Regions from separate parts of the Mus musculus genome. Here region 2 is linked to region 1. A link is a loop called in an ENCODE intact Hi-C map of the cell type or tissue named here. Cell type or tissue: heart. All regions are shown on one strand. Each heading gives the region's core, and the rest is flanking DNA. Links, peaks and the distances in the headings are about the cores only.

Region 1 (8,413 bases), core at 261-8,260:
TTTCTACCTGTAGGCTAACCCTGACTTCTACCTGAGACTGTGGCATATACGACATTTGTCCGAGGTCTCTGCACGCGGGAGTCAGTGTTCTGATTACTGATGAACCTGCCTGCCTCATTAAAAAGAGATCGTCAGGGTGGAGAGATGGCTCAGTGGGTAAGGGCGCTTGCTAGGGTCCTAGGACCCATGGTGGAAGGAAAGACTTAACTGTTACAAGTTGTCCTCTGACCTCCGCATGTGCTCCATGACACTTGAACACACACACACACACACACACACACACACACACACACACATACACACATAGATACATACACACAGATACACAAACACAGATGTACATACACACACACACACACACACACACACACACACACAAATAAATGTAGTAATTCTTTTAAAGCTCAAAGCATAGAGTAAGTATATAAGTCTGTCACTAGAAGAAACAAGACTATGCTTAGGGCATCAGGAGCCCTAACTCAACATCTAGATGTAGTCTAACTGATGCCTCTCCAGCTTCACACGGGACCTGGGAAAGCTCACTAGTGCCCTCTAGGCCATTGCTTCCTCACCCTTGAAATGGGTTTAATAGAGGCTGGCATGTGGCTTATTGGTAGAGGGCTTGCTTAGCATGCACAGGACCCTGAGTTCAATCGTGAGCACTGACTAAGTCATGCATGGTGGTACATCCTATAATTCCTGTACTTGGGAGATGGATTAGACTTTCAAGGTCAGCCTGAGCCTGTCTTAAGAAAGAAAGAAAGAAAGAAAGAAAGAAAGAAAGAAAGAAAGAAAGAAGCCATGAAAATAAACCTAAAGTCCTTCAGGTCACCTTAATGTCTAGGTAGAAAATAGGCCATAGACCAAGTAGGACTTTGGTCCTTCTGTTGGTGATGGGAGTAACTCAGAGTTGCTGGAGTGGCCCCTCTTTCCTGTTTCCCCAGGTATCGATGGGGCTTGCCATTTTCCTGACATTGGTCCATCCCTTCCTGGTGTACCGTGAGTGCCGTGCTGAGAAGACAAAATCGTCTGTGGATGCCTAGTCCACTCTCTAGCCTCGATGATGCCTTTTCTGTTCATTACTCGACTTTGATGATCCAGTATCTACAAAGACTGCCTCCCCAGGAGAACTGTAATCGGCAGTCATAGTTTTTCTTAAACCACTGCCACCACAAGAAACAAACCAACAAAAACCAAAAAAACAGAAACAAAAAACAAGGCACTCAAATGTCACCTAGGACTTTTGATTTCCAAGATGAGTGGAAATTTCAGTGGCCAAGCAGCCTTCACACCAACCCAAAGCAAAGATTTAGATGAGTTTTTAGTTACTCCCTGCACAGGGCCACAGCAGAGCTCATTGCAAGGGACAGGGAGATATGTCACAGAGTCATGCTACCCCAAAGGACTTGGGATCCAACTGACTGGCTAGCCAGAAAGATTTTGGACAACACTTTGTATCTTGCCTGTGAGCAATGTCTCCTCTTCAGGAAAAGGGCTATTCATTGACTTAGGGCAGCTTTTATATATAATTAGCTTGGGGTTGGAGAGATGGCTTAACTCTTAAGAGCACTGGCTGCTCTTCCAGAGGACCTGGTTTGATTTTTAGCACCCACATAGTGGCTCACAAACTGTAACTGCAGTCCCTCCATGGATACTGCATGCTTGTGCACAGACATATATGCAGACAAAACATCCATACACATTAAACAAATATAATTTCTCTAGGGAATACTTTTATACAATAATAAAGCCTCTATGTTTAAGGCAACTACTGCTTCTACCTCTTTGTGTTTGTATGAGCATGTGCTTGTACAAGTGCACAAGTGTCCTCGTGGGGACTGGGTGCAAGGTGGAGGTGGAGGGATCTGGCTGTACATTGTAGCATGGCAGCCTGACACAGAATGGGGGCACAGGGGTGGGTCAAGCTTCTGGGTCCTTGGATGTGAACTCTGAGTCCCTCCCCTTTCTATACCCTTCAACCTCAGTCAATACCCTGTTTGCCTGACTCATGGCACTAGTTGTATCCAGATGGTCCGAATATAAGTCTCCGTTCCATCAGCAGCTCCTGGGAAAGCCCCATAACTACCGAGTCATAGATCTCTCACTTGCAAGAGATAGTTTCACTCCTGACCCCGAGGGTGACCTCGAGAAGAAAGATAGGTGTGTGTGTGTGAGTACCACTTCTTTATTAACCCAGGACCAGATGTGAGAAGAGCAAGTCGGGAGATGGAGGTGGGCAAGATTGGAAAGTCCAGAACATTCCTGTTTTTTTTTTTTTTTTTTTAATTTTTTAATTTATTCTACCCAGCAAAAAAGGGAAGCTGTAAAAAGGTAACGGGAAGAGAGGGTCAGCTGATAGATTTATTTATCTCTCCATCTAGCCACTCAGCAACGGTTTGCTGTACCTTTACAAGGCATCAGGCGCTGTCTTGGGTGCTGGGGATGTAGGTCGGGATGAACAGACACATGGCTTTTCTTTCTTCCGGTGGGGTGCTGAAAGAATTGTCCAAAGGAGTCTAGGTACCTGGATCTGAAGATGGATACCAGAGTTCAAAGGCATGGTTTTGGCCTTGTTACTCTTCTCAGAAGCATCTAGAGGAGTGGCTTTCAACCTTCCTATATGCTGTGACTCCTTAATATAGTTCCTCATGTTGTGGTGACCCCCTACCTTACAATTATTCTTTTGCTACTTCATAAATATAATTTCACTACTGTTGTGGATTATAATGTAGATATCTGGTATGCAGGATATCTGATATGTGACCCCAAAAGGATTGTGACCTACAGGCTTCAGCCTGTCCTTCAAGGCTCCTTGCAATATGACCCCTCAATCTTGCCTCCTCCCCTTCCATCCTTAGGGAAGCACAGCCCATTCTGTGGACCAAGGGCCCTGGTCTCTGCCTTTGTTTGCTGATTTCTCTGTGTAGGCAGTCAATTTTCTCTGCTTGGTAACCCACTGTGTTCAAACTAAAAGAAAATTCTTCCTTGGGCTTTCCAGCAGCAGGGAGTCGTAACACTTGGTCACACCTTCCTTGGTGACCAACATCAGACTGCTTGACTTGGGCAACAAAACTTTGGCTTGCTGTGTACAGACTGTTAGTTAAAGATTATAGAGCATCTTCCTTAGGGTTAGTTACCGTTGCTATGATGAAACACTGTGACCAAAAGCAAGTTGAAGAGAAAAGGATCTATTTGGCTCACATTTCTACATAATAGCCCATCATTGAAGGACAGGAACTCAAATGGGGCAGGAATCTGGAGGCAGAAGCTGATGCAGAGGCCATGGAGGGATGTTACTTACTGGCTTGCTCTTCACGGCTTGCTCAGCCTCCTTTCTTATAGAACCAAGGACCACCAGCCCAGGGGTGGCACCACCCACAATAGGCAAGGAGGCTCTCTTCCATCAATCACTAACGAAGAAAATGCCCTTTACCTGGATCTTATGGAAGAATTTGAGATTCCCTCCCTTCAGTTGGTTAGACTGTGTCAAGCCAATGTAAAACCAGTCAGCATGTAGAGCGAATGGCCATTGGATGAATGATTTTCCCTTGTTCCAGCCTCATTGCCAATTGGAAGGAAAGAGGAATAGCAGGTAGGAAGGTTTAAGGTGAAATGGGGTGCACTGGGAACTTCAGCTCTGTCACTTGTCTGTATGGCCTTGGATGGCAACTTCACTCCCACATCTCATGTCTTTCGTTGTTAATATGGGAGAAAGAGACTTGTCTCCCTGGGTTGTTGCTAGGGATAAGAATTAGGTCAAATACATGGCCCATAGAAGCTCCTGACAAGCACAGCTAATGTTACAGACAACATGCTAAAGCTCTAAAGACATCTAAGGTCTATCAATGGGGAGTGGGCAATCAAAACATACTCATAAAATGGAATATTACTTGGTAATAAAAACCAACAAAATAATAACATTCCATAATGTGGAGGAACTTGAAAGATTATGCTAATCGTGAGAAAGCCCATGAGAGAGACTATGAGTAATATAATTGATCCACATTTGCATATTAATGTCCTGAATATGCAAATCCATGGAGGCAGAAAGCCTACTAATAGTTGTCTGTGCATTGGTGGGCAGGGCATTGGTAGTGCCTGGGCACGATAGCGTTTAAAGATCATTAGAGCAAAACCAGGTGTGGTGGTACACATATTTAATCCTAGCACTCGGGAGGCAGAGGTAGACAGATTTCTGTGAGTTCGAAGCCAGCCTGGTCTACCAAGTAAGTCCAGGAGAGCCAGAGCTGTTACACAGAGAAACCCTGTCTTGAAATAAAGAGAGAGAGAAAGAGAGAGAGAGAGAGAGAGAGAGAGAGAGAGAGAGAAAGAAAGAAAGAAAAGGGAAAGAAAGAAAGCAGTCATGGTCTACACATGACCTTTAAACCTAGCCTTCGAGACAGATCTCTGTGAGTTTGACAGCTTGGCCTTCATAATTCCAGGACAACCACGCTAAGCTACATAGACTCTGTCTCAGAAAACAAAATACCACAAAAATAGATCATAATAATAAGAATTGTGGGAGGTGATGGCACTGAGTTTTATACTTGAAATGAATATGTGAGATATGAATATAAACAATAGAACTTCCATTTTAAAAAAATGCTTGGAAATTCTGAGACATGCAGAAAACACTCATTTCCTGAGAGTTAGAAGTGATTCCTGGGAAACTAAGCAAGAAAGAAGTGAGAGCAGACTTCCTCCCCTGGGACTCTACGTAGAGCTCTGTCCCTGGGCAACCTCGTCCTGGTGTTTCATAGCAGGAAGCCATCAGCACAGGGTTCACAGAGTTTGAGTTGACTCATTGCACTTTCATTTAGTGCTGGACTTCAGCCACCAGCCTCTGGCAAAGAGCAGAGGCAACTGTCCTCACTAGGCCCCATGGTGAGCCTCCACTAGGGGATAGTACTATTCACAGGAGGCTTACTTAGCAGTTGGCTTAGGGATTTGTATGGTGTTCTCCTGAGGCCTGTTTGGCCAGAGAAGTGTATGTAATCAGTCCTATTTTATAGGTTAAAACCAGTGAGCTTATCAATGTTTATAAGCTTATGAAACATTTTATAAGTTATTAACCAGTGTCATCAAATAGTCACCGAAATCACGATTTCAAACATCTGTTTATGATGCTATCCCGTGGCTATGACTCCCCGTATATTCATCCATCCTGTCACTGGGTATTATGCCCTTACATATATTCTGGGGGTGTTGTGCCTCTACTTTCTTTCTGCTGTCAGCACAAGGGTCCCAGACCACCTGGCGTCATAGAACAGTTTAAGTAAGCAGACTAGAGAGTGAGGAACAATAGAAGTCAGAGAGTGGCCAGATGTTGTCAAGTCTCAGCAAAACTGTCACAAAGGGAGTTTCCAGAGAGTGATGTATAGAGACAAAAAGTCCCCAAATAAAAGGACCAAAAATAAAAAGGAAACTTTCTAGCAGTCAGATCCCAGGGACTTGTAATAACTTATTCAGGCAATCAGAGCCTGACTCCTACTGACCCCTGGTGCCTCACCTCAAATGGTCTCCGAGTAGGACGGGGTATTATGAGATTTACTCTGTAACAAAATAGAAAGCTGCCTCTTGAATTCTATTCTTTTTTCCCCCAAAGATTTACTTATTTATTTTATGTATGTGAGTGCACTGTAGCTGTCCTCAGTCACACCAGAAGAGGGCATTGGATCACATTACAGATGGTTGTGAGCCACCATGTGGTTGCTGGGAATTGAGGACCTCTGGAAGAGCAGTCAGTGCTCTTAATCACTCTCCAGCCCTTGAGTTCTATTCTTAACTACTATCAAAGAGCCCTATTCCCTCTCAGGAACAACTCTGTCTCTGTCTCTGTCTGTCTCTCTGTCTCTTTGTCTCTCTCTGTCTCTCTTTCTCTCTCTCTCTCTCTCTCTCTCTCTCTCTCTTTCTCTCTCTCTCACACACACACACACACACACACACACACACACACACACACACACACCGAGGGGGAGAATGTCTGCTCATTATTAAAATTGTTGTGAATGATGAGCCTGCTCAGTGGGTAAGGCACTTGATGCCGAGCCTGATGACTGGGGTTTGATTCTTGGGGGACCCACATGGTAGGAGGAGGGAAAGGACTGTTGTGAGTTGTCCTATGACCTCTACAGTTTCATGCCCCACATGTACACAAACAATCAAATAAACAAACAGTTTAAACTTTTATTTCACTTCTGGTCTGGTGCATGGTTTCACCATGCTGCCTCTGGCTCATGGTTCCTGTCATGACCCGATGTGCATCCCTTAATCCTCATTGATTATCTGATGCTAATTTATTCAGCTGAAGGTACTGCATGTCAATGCCACAGTACTGACAACACTCTTCCCCAGATTCAGTGCTTTGGGCAGACGAGCCATGTGGCTTTCTTTCTTTCTTTTTTTTTTAAGCTCCCTTCTCAGGAGACAGTAAGAGGCCCTCCCTTTAACATTCATCGTTGCTATGACATTTCTGTCCACTTCAAAGCCTGTTCCTGTGTTTTGTTGACCGATAAAGAGCTCACAGATGGGACCTCTTTGCTTCTGGGCATACAAGCAGCCTGTGTGGCTTCCCACAGTGAGGCTCACACACTAGCATGGTCTTAACGTCCTGGATTATGGCCACCCATACCAGATCCCATCCCAGAGGTTTTAAGTTCTGTTTTCTAACCCCAAACATTTGTTCATGTCTCCCATAACAGTTTGTTTCCTGGGTCCAATGTGTGTGTGAGAAAGACTCTAGGCGTTGCAGGTTTCAGCAGTGACCTTGGGGGCAGCAGTGTGGGGGTTGTGGGGACAAACCCTTTCTCACACCACAGTTCACATTCCCCAGATATAGGGGAGATAAAAATTCTGGTAAGTTTTGCCACAAGAATGAGAAAGAAATTATGGGAATTAAAGACTCAATTTGCCTTAGGCTCTGGCATTGGAATCTTGGAGTTCTGGGGCTGTGGTGCATGGCACCCTCCATTTCTTCACTGTAGAATGACAACAGGAATCTGTCCTGGAGCTGAGGAGCTGTGGACAAGGAGCTGAGGCTTCTTGGCATCTGGCTGATGCTAACCTCTACACCTTCCTCAAGGGAGAAGAATCCACACTGAGGCACGGGGAGAGTGAAAAAGTGGGGAAGATGGCTTTTTAGCAGGAGACAGAGGCTCAAGGAACGGTAGCAAAGGCTGCCCCTAGCATCTGCACACACTCACAAGTCTCAGTCTTCTGTCTCTCTTTGCCTTCCCTTCTTTCCACCACATCCTTAACTCCATGCAAAGCTTCCTTAGGAAGCTCTGGGGACGGTGGCCTCCCTAGAATGGGCACCTGTCCTAGACGTTTACACACAGTTCAGTCTGTTTCACCCAGATGCCTGACAACAGTTAGGTGCAGCCACCCATAAAGTTAACTTTACTAGGTGAAAGAGTACTGGTGCCTTGTGCACACTCCCCAGAGAAGGATTTGGTTAGAATTGTCAGGCTGAAACCTGCCAAGACCACACTTTTTTTTCTTCCTTCCTGCTATCTAGTTAGCTTGCATAGCTCATACCCAGGTGCAGATCTTCTAATTTAAATATTCCCCGGTCTGCTCTTTCTGACCCTGTTGCTCTGACCTAACACTCAGTTTTAAAATTACATGTTTACTTATTTATTGTGTGGGGGAGGGGCACGGGTTACAATGTGCACGTGAGGTAACTCCGGAGGTAGGTTCTCTTCTTCCATCTGTTGGTTGGCTCTTTCTTCCTACCTTGTGGGGATCAAACTTAGACTGCTAGGCTTGGCACCTACCCACCTTTCACATTTGTTTTAACCCTAGCATTTCTTTTAACTGTAACATAAAGATGAAGCGTCACAGGAAACCTCCAGCTGTTCAGAGGAGACTTGGCACACCGTACACAGACCACCTGCCTGGCCACAGGTGTGTTGATCATGGCTCCAGATGTTCTTGCGGTGACAAGGGAAGAGCAGAGAGAGGACATTTAAGTCCTGCTGGAGTCTGGAAAGCCACCACCTTAGGTTGAGGTGGAAAACCACCCTGTGAGCCTTAGCTCAGGGTTGTTTCTGCCCAGTGAAGTAGAGCACACTCTGCCCCACTGCTTGCGATGGGAAAACTTCAAAATGCAAAAGGAAACAACAGACTCCCTCATTATCCAAAACCTTAAGCTAAAGTCAATGAAAATATCAATCTTCATATTCATTTTTGTGTGTGTCATGTTTGTTTCTCCAGCAGTCAATGTGGAAAATTCAAATGCACAGAAATATCAGTACTTGGGAGAGGGCTCTTGATTTCTCTGGAGCCCAGGGGGTGGAGAGGAGAGAGCTGTTCTCACGTCCTCCGGCCAGGTGTCCTTGAGAGTTAGACAGCCATCTGGTTTTTTTGTTTTTGTTTTTTCTCCTTTATGCTTGAGAATGGAGGTTATCATGCC
Region 2 (8,362 bases), core at 363-8,362, 90 kb before region 1:
CCCAAGGAGCCCCAGCCTCTGCCCCGCCCTTTGAGAGGTCCACCGCCCAGGGATGCGTCCCGGGCTCGCTTGCTCCTTCGGAGGGACTGGCTAGAGGCCACGGGGAACCGCCTGGGGCTCAGGGGTTAATGGGGCTGCGATCCGAGGGACGAGGGGGCGGCAGGAAGCGCTCTCTGGGTTGGGAGCGAGTTCAGGGATCGCAAACAGCTCTGGGGAAACGTGTTAATTGGAACTTTATGCAGATGAGCTGGGACTGGGGGCTGCCGGAGAGAACAGGTCAGAAGGATGCTGGACACAGCTGAATCCCCGCGGGTGCAGAGGGCCCTGGTTAAGGAGGTGACACACACGAACCTATAGATTCCTGGGATTCACCCTATAGAGGCATACTGGTCTTGAGGAATGAAACGCTTGCTCTCTGGTCCTTCTCAGAAAACTAGCGAGGGTTTGTCTGTGATTGTCCTTCTCTGAATTTTGGGTCCAGCAGTGCAGAATCTCAGGTGGCCATGGGTGGTCATACCTGCATGTGTTAAAGTCTTGCCCCCGGCTACTTCCCAGACTCATCTTGGCCACCTCCCACCCCTATATGACCTGGATCCCTCTTTTTTCACTCCTCATAGTATCTGTCTTGTGTTTTTGTTTAAACAGGATCTCAATTTCTAGCTCAGGTTAGCCTGGAACTCCCTATATAGCCCAGGCTGGCCTCGAACTCATTGCTATGCTCTTGCCCCACCCACCCTAGTACTGGGTTTACAGGCAAGCACGTCTGTCTCTATCATCCTCCATCTTTTATTTGTACCCACTGTCTACACAGAATTCTCACTCACAGCTTCCTCCATGTGTGTATGTTTGGGGAGGACCTCTAACTTTCTTTTGCATTGCTGCCTGCTCCCCTCTTTCCTCCCCTCCCCACTCACAAGATTCTCAGTCTTAAGTGCACTTACAGTAGCTCCCCGCTTGAAAAAAAAGCAGATTCCCGCACCCCCAGCTATCTGATTCAGCAGCGGTCGGTTGGTCGGTCGAGGGGGCTCAGGAACCAGCTTCCCTCCTAATCAGATAAAACGGCCCTTACCTTTGAAACACAGTGCAAAGGCTAAATGGACTGAAAAAAATAGGGACCCAGTTCCTTCTACAGCCCCCCCCCCCCCCCCCCCCCGCACACTATGGCTGTCTCTGGTGTGATGATATCTGGCCTGGAGAAGATGCCAGGTGGAAAAAAAGAAAGCGGAGGCAACAGGGAAGGGGGAGGGGAAGAATCCGAGATAAAAGGGTGAGTCTGCCCCTGGCTCTTCTCTAAGATGGCCCCCTTTCTCTCCTGCCCCACCTCAGGGTTCTCCCCTCTTTTGCCCCATCTCTACTTCCCCACTCATCAGCTCTCTACTGTTGACTTTCTGATCCACATTCTCCTCTCTTCTCATCTGTAGCTCCTGGGAGAAATTTGAGGCTCAGGCTTTTTGGAGGTGACTGGAGACAACAAAAGCAGTTGGAGCCCTACCTTCAAAACAAAGAGGCAAAGCCACTTCTAGGGGTGGAAGAAAAGAAGATGAGAAGAGACAGGGCTTGTGGGAAGATGGTGCCGACAAATACAGGCTATTTCCCCTTTCCTGCGACCTGCTGGATGCTTGCTCCCCAACTACAACTCAGTTATATCAGAGATCTCCCCCACCCAGATGTCCAAACCAACAATACCAACAAAAAGGGATATCGGGAGAAGTAATTTGCCAAGGTCACATAGCTAGGAAGTAGGAGAACCCTCTACTACCCCAAACCACTTTCCTTGAGCATAGCGATCCCAGAGTTCCCTCTCTGGCCCACTCCCCAGGAACAGTGGGATAGACAAGGGCGTCTGGTACAGAAGGAAGGAGATGGATGCTCAGGTTTCAGGACATCTGACAGGTTTGGCTGGAAGCATTAAAAATTCATAGAGAAACCTGACCCCAGCTGGACCTTGGGCCTGCCACCTGGTCTGGCTCTGCTTTTGTGGCCTTTCAAAAGTTGTTGGCCAACTTTCCCTTCTAAAGGGTCCTGGAAGCCCCATTTTTTTTTCATGTTTTATAAAAGAGCTCTCTAACAGATTAGAGATCTAAAGTGGGGAGCCAGCTGCTCAGAAAACCGGGCTGAAAACACCCTCACCCCCAGTCTGAGTGAAAGAACCTGAGAAGCTTAAGGGCTTATGAAGCTTGTCATCTGGCGTCCTTCTACTCCTCTCCCCAGGAGACTGCATGCTCACTCGGCAGTTTGTGGTGACAAAGCCTGTCTGTGCTTCCCGTGACGGCCAGTAGGGGGCAGCCATCCTCTGGGCTACTTCATCTCTGTAGTTTGAAGGGCAATGAAAAGAGCCCTGCCTATGGGCAGGAAGGTGCAGCCTCGGCTTTGAGGAAGAGCTCTGTAGTCTGTTATCTGAGGAGGAGCAGGGAGGAGTTTCCTAGTTTGGGGGAGATGAAAGAACTTTAGGGAGCACTGAAAGTAGATTTCTGGGTTTCTAGCATACCAAGCCAGGTGGCCACAAACATTCAAGCTTTAGAGAAGGCTGGCTGTTGAGGCTGGCTGTTGGCCATCAAGGCAAGGAGGTTTGAATAGCAGCTTCTTCCTGACAGAGAAACTCCTCTGATCCCCGGATGAGGTGTTTTACCTTGAGTCTGAAGGCTGTGGGGGAGCCACGATAGGTTCCAGAGTGACATAGTGACACAGTGTACAGTCTGGCCAGATGAGGTCTGGTAACTGTGGGCAGGCTGGGTTGGAGGGTGGGAGTGTAGAAAAAGCTGAGTAGAGCTGACTTCCCTTTTCATTTATATTCTAAGCATGAGGTAATGAGCTTCAGCAGGGAGGTGGTAGGGGCTAGGAAGGAGAAGATGGACAGGAGCCAGGAGGGGGGCTTGGGAACTGACTAGATGGAGGAGATTAGAGAAGGGAGGAGCTAAAGCCAACCACACTGGGTGTCTGGGGGAAAAAAATGAAGCATGCAGAATGGGGACACACTCACAGAATGTGGGAGGTGAATGGATTTTGTTTCTTTCAGGAGTCAGGAATGGATGCATTCATTCCTGGACCCTCTGGCCTCAGTTTCCTTATCAGGACATTGGTGGGGGTTGGGATACACAGTCTTGCCCATCTCTTCTATTTTGGGGTATATGGCTCACAGCTGTCAATCTGGATTGTTTGGAGAAGCTGGGGATCTGAGCTTGTGAGATTGCTGAGGGTGGGGATCTGGATGAGAGAGAGGGTGTGGGTCTAGGTCCACATATCTGAGGTGCATCTGCCTGTTTGTGGGACCCGTGGGTGGCTGGTGTGCTTACACTTGCCGAAAAGCTCCATTTTGTGTGTGTGTGTGTGTGTGCGTGCACGCGCGCGCACAAGCACGCGTGCTTGAGTGTGAGGGAGAGCTAGAGAGTGTGAGTGTGCACGTGATGGGCGTCCCTTGGTCGGTCTGGGCTAGCAGTGGCTGTGGGGCGGGGAGTGGGGAGCAGTATTGCTCTAGGCTGCTTCCTGAGGCCCTCACACACTCCTCCTGCTCTCCTTGTTCTGAAATAGCATCTGGACCGAAGGTCCATGAATATTTCACAACGATAATTCTGTGACCTGGACAGCCTGCCTCTGATTTACCAGCAGACTCCCCTCCCCTGCCCTGGCCCAGCAGCCCCTCCTCCAACACAGCTCTTTCCTAGCTCACATCTCCCTTTACCTTACCTCCACCCCCTTCATCTCCCAGTCTCCCTCATGAGCTTTCTCAAAGCCAGCCTAACACAGGCCCTTATAAGACCCTGAGCCTAGAGCTCTCCAGTTCTGACCTCTGTTCTCATTGGTCTCTCATCCATTTCACATTCTCATCTAAAGTCCCTCTGCTACAGGCTTTGGAGACCAATCCTCCCTGTGTCTACCACCTCTTCCAATCATCCATGCACATCACTGGTCAGCCTTATAGAAGTAGCTCAGTCCTGAAACCCTAGCACCCGGGTCTCTCCTGTTCTGCCATTCCCACCTCTCAGCTTACATCCTTAACTCTGGATCCTAGATCTTTTCCATCTGATGAGTCTCAAGGCTAAGCCTTGAGCCCTGCCCCCAGCCTCTTTACTTGCCCAGGAGAGGGAGCTCCCAGTCACATTGCAGTGTAAGGCAACCCAACTTGAAATCTTGGTCTCTTGATTACCTTAACCTCTTAGCCTCTTGTAATCTGCTCAGAGAACTGCTTCCTTGGCTCGATCCACCTATGAAGGCTTCTATCTCACTGGAGCAAAGAGAGAAAGACCAGATGGCTGTTGAATACTTCATATGGGGGGGCATTCAACAAAGAAGGCAAACACGAGCTGAAATCTACTTTTAGTTTCTGCTCTTTCAGTCTTCTGTGGTGTCATTGTGCTCTCCTGAGGAAGACCTGCCTTTTCCAGAGATGCCCACAGCCATATTTAGGCTGTTTGTGACCTTGGATATCTAAGTTACAACGCCTCCTGGTGGGGACAGTGGGAGCTGCATTTCTTTCTTGGAGACCTTTTAGCCAGGCACCTCCACTCCTTGCTCAGCCACCAAACACTTCAGGGCTGGTGGTAGCTGCTTCTCTTGGGCAAATTGGTGCCACCAATACACATATCCAACACCCAGCTAACTCAAGAAACAGAAGGTTTGGGGGGATCAGAATGACCTTGAGGCCCAGGACAGGGGACGTTGGTGTGGCAGGAAATACTGGTGGCTTCTCTTTCAGGTCTAAGTACTACTTCTGCTTTTGAAGTCTCTTTTTCGAGACAGGTTTTCTCTGTGTAACAGCCTTGGGTGTCCTGGCACTCTCTTTGTAGACCAGGCTGGCCTCGCAGAGATCTGCCTGCCTCTGCCTCCTGAGCGCTGGGATTAAGGATGCATGCCACCACTGCCCCGCTGCCTTTGAGGTCTTGAGGAAAAACAAAAAACAAAACAAAACAAAAAACAACAAAAAAAAATCTTACAGGAGATAAAATAATAGAATTTTTTAATAAATTTTCCCCCAAACAATTTCTTTTGATCTTCACCACACAGGGGCCATGGTGGAGAGGAAACTCTGTCCAGGCACCCTAAAAAGTGTCCTGGGTAGACTTAGGAGAAAAGTATTCCTCCCGTGTCAGGAGGCAGGAGGCTGAAGGGATCAGGACAAGCAGGGTCCAGGGGCCGCCTGGGCCTTGCTGAGACATCCCTCTGATCAAGGGAAGGAGGAGAGGCTCCCAGCGGGAGCTTTCAAAGGCTCTGCTGGTGGAAGGTGCTCTGCAGACAAAAGCCCCTTCGAGTCCACTGTGGGGCCCTTGGAGAGAGGAGCAACGGCTGCCCGGGGTGCCAAGTCCCAGCCTTGGGATGGGGGAGGAAGAGTTAATGGCTAGAATCAGGGCGAACGGAGCCAAACCACCTTACACACCGTCTTAAGGGCTGCCATACTTAAGTCACAACAGCCCAGAAGGCAAATGAGGCAGCCTGGTCCAGGGGAAGAAAAAGAGCGAGGAGGCCTAGGAAAGGTACCAGGCCGGGTCGCAAACAAGAGGCGAAGATGGAGCTGAGGCTCCTTGGGGCAGAGAAGGGGAGCGGGGCCAAGGCGTGGCCTCTTCCGTCTAAGCACCGCAGTCAGAGGTGATGGAGCGCCAGGGGCAAGAGGCAGAGCAGAGGGGTGCGCAGCCCGGCCGAGAGCGCGGGGCCACGCGAGTCTGCGGGCGCCTGGCACGCGGCCCCGGGACACGTCTGCTCGCCCCGCTGATCCTCGCCGCCGTAGCCCCCCCAGTAGTCGTCCTCGGTGGGCGCGTCCCCGCCCTGGCGCCCCCGCGAGTCCTCGGCGGGCAGATCTCGGTAGAGCGTGGACGGGTCTGCGGGGGGAGCGCCAGCCTCGGCCACGCCGTACAGGTGGTTGGAAGAGCTGTTGCCGCGGGCGCGGCTGCCCGGCCGCGTGGGCGTGGGCGGCGGGCACGCTTGGAAATCGGAGTCGCGCAGCGCGCGCAGGTCCCGGCCCTGGCGCTCGGGCGGGGTGGCGCAGGTCACGTCGGAGCTGGACACCCGCGCGCGCTGGAACCAAGCCCAGAGCGGCCGAGCGCGGCAGTCGCACGCCCAGGGGTTGGCGTTGAGCCGCAGGAACTCGAGCGCCGGCAGGTCGGCCAGCGCCTCTCCCGGCAGCGAGGCCAGGCTGTTGTTGAACAGGTAGAGGATGGTGAGGCGGCTGAGGCCGTGGAAAGCCGCGCGGTGCACGCCCTGCAGCCGGTTCCCGTGCAGCAACAGCCGGTCCAGGCTGCCCAAGCCGCGGAACACGTGCTCCGTGAGCAGCCGCAGGCGGTTCCCGTGGAGGAAGAGGTGGCTCAGGTTGGCCAGGTCCGCGAACAAGTCATCCTGGGTGGGGGATGGAAAGAGAAGAGAGTGGCTTGAGACACGGTCGGGAACTCCACTCGAGGACCTAGGGGAGGGGCAAGGAAGGCGTAATGGCTTGGTGGAAAAGTGGGAAAGGGCTCATGCATCGTATCCCAGCTGTGTAACCAAGAGGATCTCCTGCCTCCCCGTCTTGATTTCTGAGATTTCAGGCTACCAAAACAGTTTAATGTGGTTCTGGGGATCAAACCAAGGGTTTCAAACATGCTAGACTGCATCTTATCAACTGAGTCTGAGCCCTGAACTTGAAATGTACGCATCTTCTAACCTATTTCCTATGGAAAAAGCTACACAATTGAGGTCAGTGGGTCACGTTCCCCAGGGCCACAAGGGACCGAACCCAGTACAACAATGCCAGGCAAGAACTCTACCGCTGAACTGTAGCTCCAGCACCGTTTTACATTTATATTTTGCGACAATCTCACAGAAATGTCCAGGCTGGCTTTGAACTTGCTGCTTAACCTAGGTGATCCGTGAACTTGACATTCCTGTGCTTCAACCTCTTGAGTAGCTTGAATTAACACTCAGTAACACAATACCGGGTTATATCACTGGGTCTTACTTATTTAACGTTATCCCAGCGTGTGTGTGTGTGTGTGTGTGTGTGTGTGTGTGTGTGTGTGTGTACACGCGCGTGTGCATGAGGGCGTGTGTGTACAGAATTTGTAGGAGTGGGTCCTCTCCTTCCATTATATAGGTTTCCAGGATAGAACTCAGGCCACCATGCTGGGTGATTACTTTTCTGATGAGCCATCTTGTCAGCCCTCCTAGGTGAACCTAGATGCTGTCAAGATGGCAGTCAATACTAACCATCGCACAGGGATACCACCTCACCTGCCTGATTCTTAGCTTTAGAGTGTATCCCAGTCCCTGTCAGATGCTGGGAACTTCCCAGTGCTTGCTATCTGGCAGGTGTGGGGGAAGCCTGAGGAGTCTGCCTTCCCTGGAGAGGCTGATGAGTTTGCCTGAAGACCATGCTTGCAGTTTGAGAGTCAGATCATGGGTCTGTCATGAACTGACTGAAATGCCTGGGAAAAGCCATTCTATCTTCTGGTGCTTCAGATTCTTTCCGTGCAAAATGTGGTGATGAAATGGATCGGCATGTATTAAGATGCTTGGATTTTAACGTGGGCCGACATCATGTGAGTTAGCCATGCTTGTTAATTTGGCCGAGACAAGTTATTTCTAAGCATGCTTTCTCCTCTGTAAAGTGAAAACGAGTGTTTCTAGCTCTTGGGTCTGTTCTGAGGACCAATGAAGAGCATTCACACAAGGTTCAGGGGGTGGAGTGCTGGGTACAGTTGCTGCAGATAAAGTTTTGATCCAGGGATGAAGCCCACGGGCTCAGGAGATAAAAGCACCAACACAAACCCCAGCTTTTCCTTTACCTAGCTTCCAGACAAGCTGTTTAGTCCCACTGAGACCCTGTTTCCTTAGTATAGAAGGGAAGACAATTCTTCAGCTACCTGAAGGAAGGTTAGATGTTATGATGCTGTTGAGGGTACAGCAGCTAATAGAGGCAGAGTCAACCATCCATAATTCACGGTTGTCATGACAGCAGGGACTCATTTAGAATCCCATCCCATCCCATCCATTTTCCTCTAAGAGAGGTACTCTTTGGGGACTAGTTGTCCTCCTGGCAGAGTTACCCAGTGTCAACTCCACACCCCAGACATAGAAAAGGAGGGAAGAAGCTAAAGTCCCTGATGCACTGTATCACTGTCCCTCTTACACTGTGGGGATAGTCCCTGGGCTGGAGAAGTCATCGTGGGAGACATCCCAGGAGCCATCACTGACTGGGAGAACCTTGGGGTTGTGGCTCAGAAGTACAGGTATAGGTATGTCCATGGGGAGTGGACTCTGTATTTTAATTAACCAGCTTATCAGGGAACCCTTGGTGGTGAGCTGGTGAGCTATAGCTCAGTTGTAGACTATTTACTCTCAGACCCCAACCCATGTACAGTGTGATTTAGGAGGTAGAACTTAGGATCCACCCCTTAAA

The links. A loop is a pair of places that touch in the nucleus more often than their neighbours do. Peaks named below come from ENCODE experiments on the same cell type or tissue, not always from the same donor. Only the 100,000 strongest peaks of a DNase experiment are listed, where the experiment ranks them.
Region 2: it touches region 1 in a loop (2.2-fold over the local background); 5 of 42 quality-filtered maps call a loop at or near these places.

What each region holds. Positions count from the first base shown.
Region 1 is chr2:84,956,742-84,965,154 of GRCm38, forward strand. Slc43a3 (solute carrier family 43, member 3) reads left to right here. Exons shown (of 13, transcript NM_021398.3): 13 at 945-1,768. The coding sequence ends at 1,043. Among named protein-coding and RNA genes, the nearest start is that of Prg2, 20 kb to the right of the region's middle. In heart, for the core only: CTCF peaks have their summits at 544 and 4,881; a DNase peak (open chromatin) is centred at 4,810.
Region 2 is chr2:84,866,372-84,874,733 of GRCm38, forward strand. It overlaps Rtn4rl2 (reticulon 4 receptor-like 2), which reads right to left. Exons shown (of 3, transcript NM_199223.1): 3 at 5,575-6,324. The coding sequence ends at 5,575. Among named protein-coding and RNA genes, the nearest start is that of Rtn4rl2, 16 kb to the right of the region's middle. In heart, for the core only: CTCF peaks have their summits at 2,281 (motif pointing right), 4,429 (motif pointing left) and 6,033; DNase peaks (open chromatin) are centred at 2,260 and 6,030; H3K4me3 peaks cover 1,222 bases; H3K27ac peaks cover 977 bases; H3K27me3 peaks cover 8,000 bases.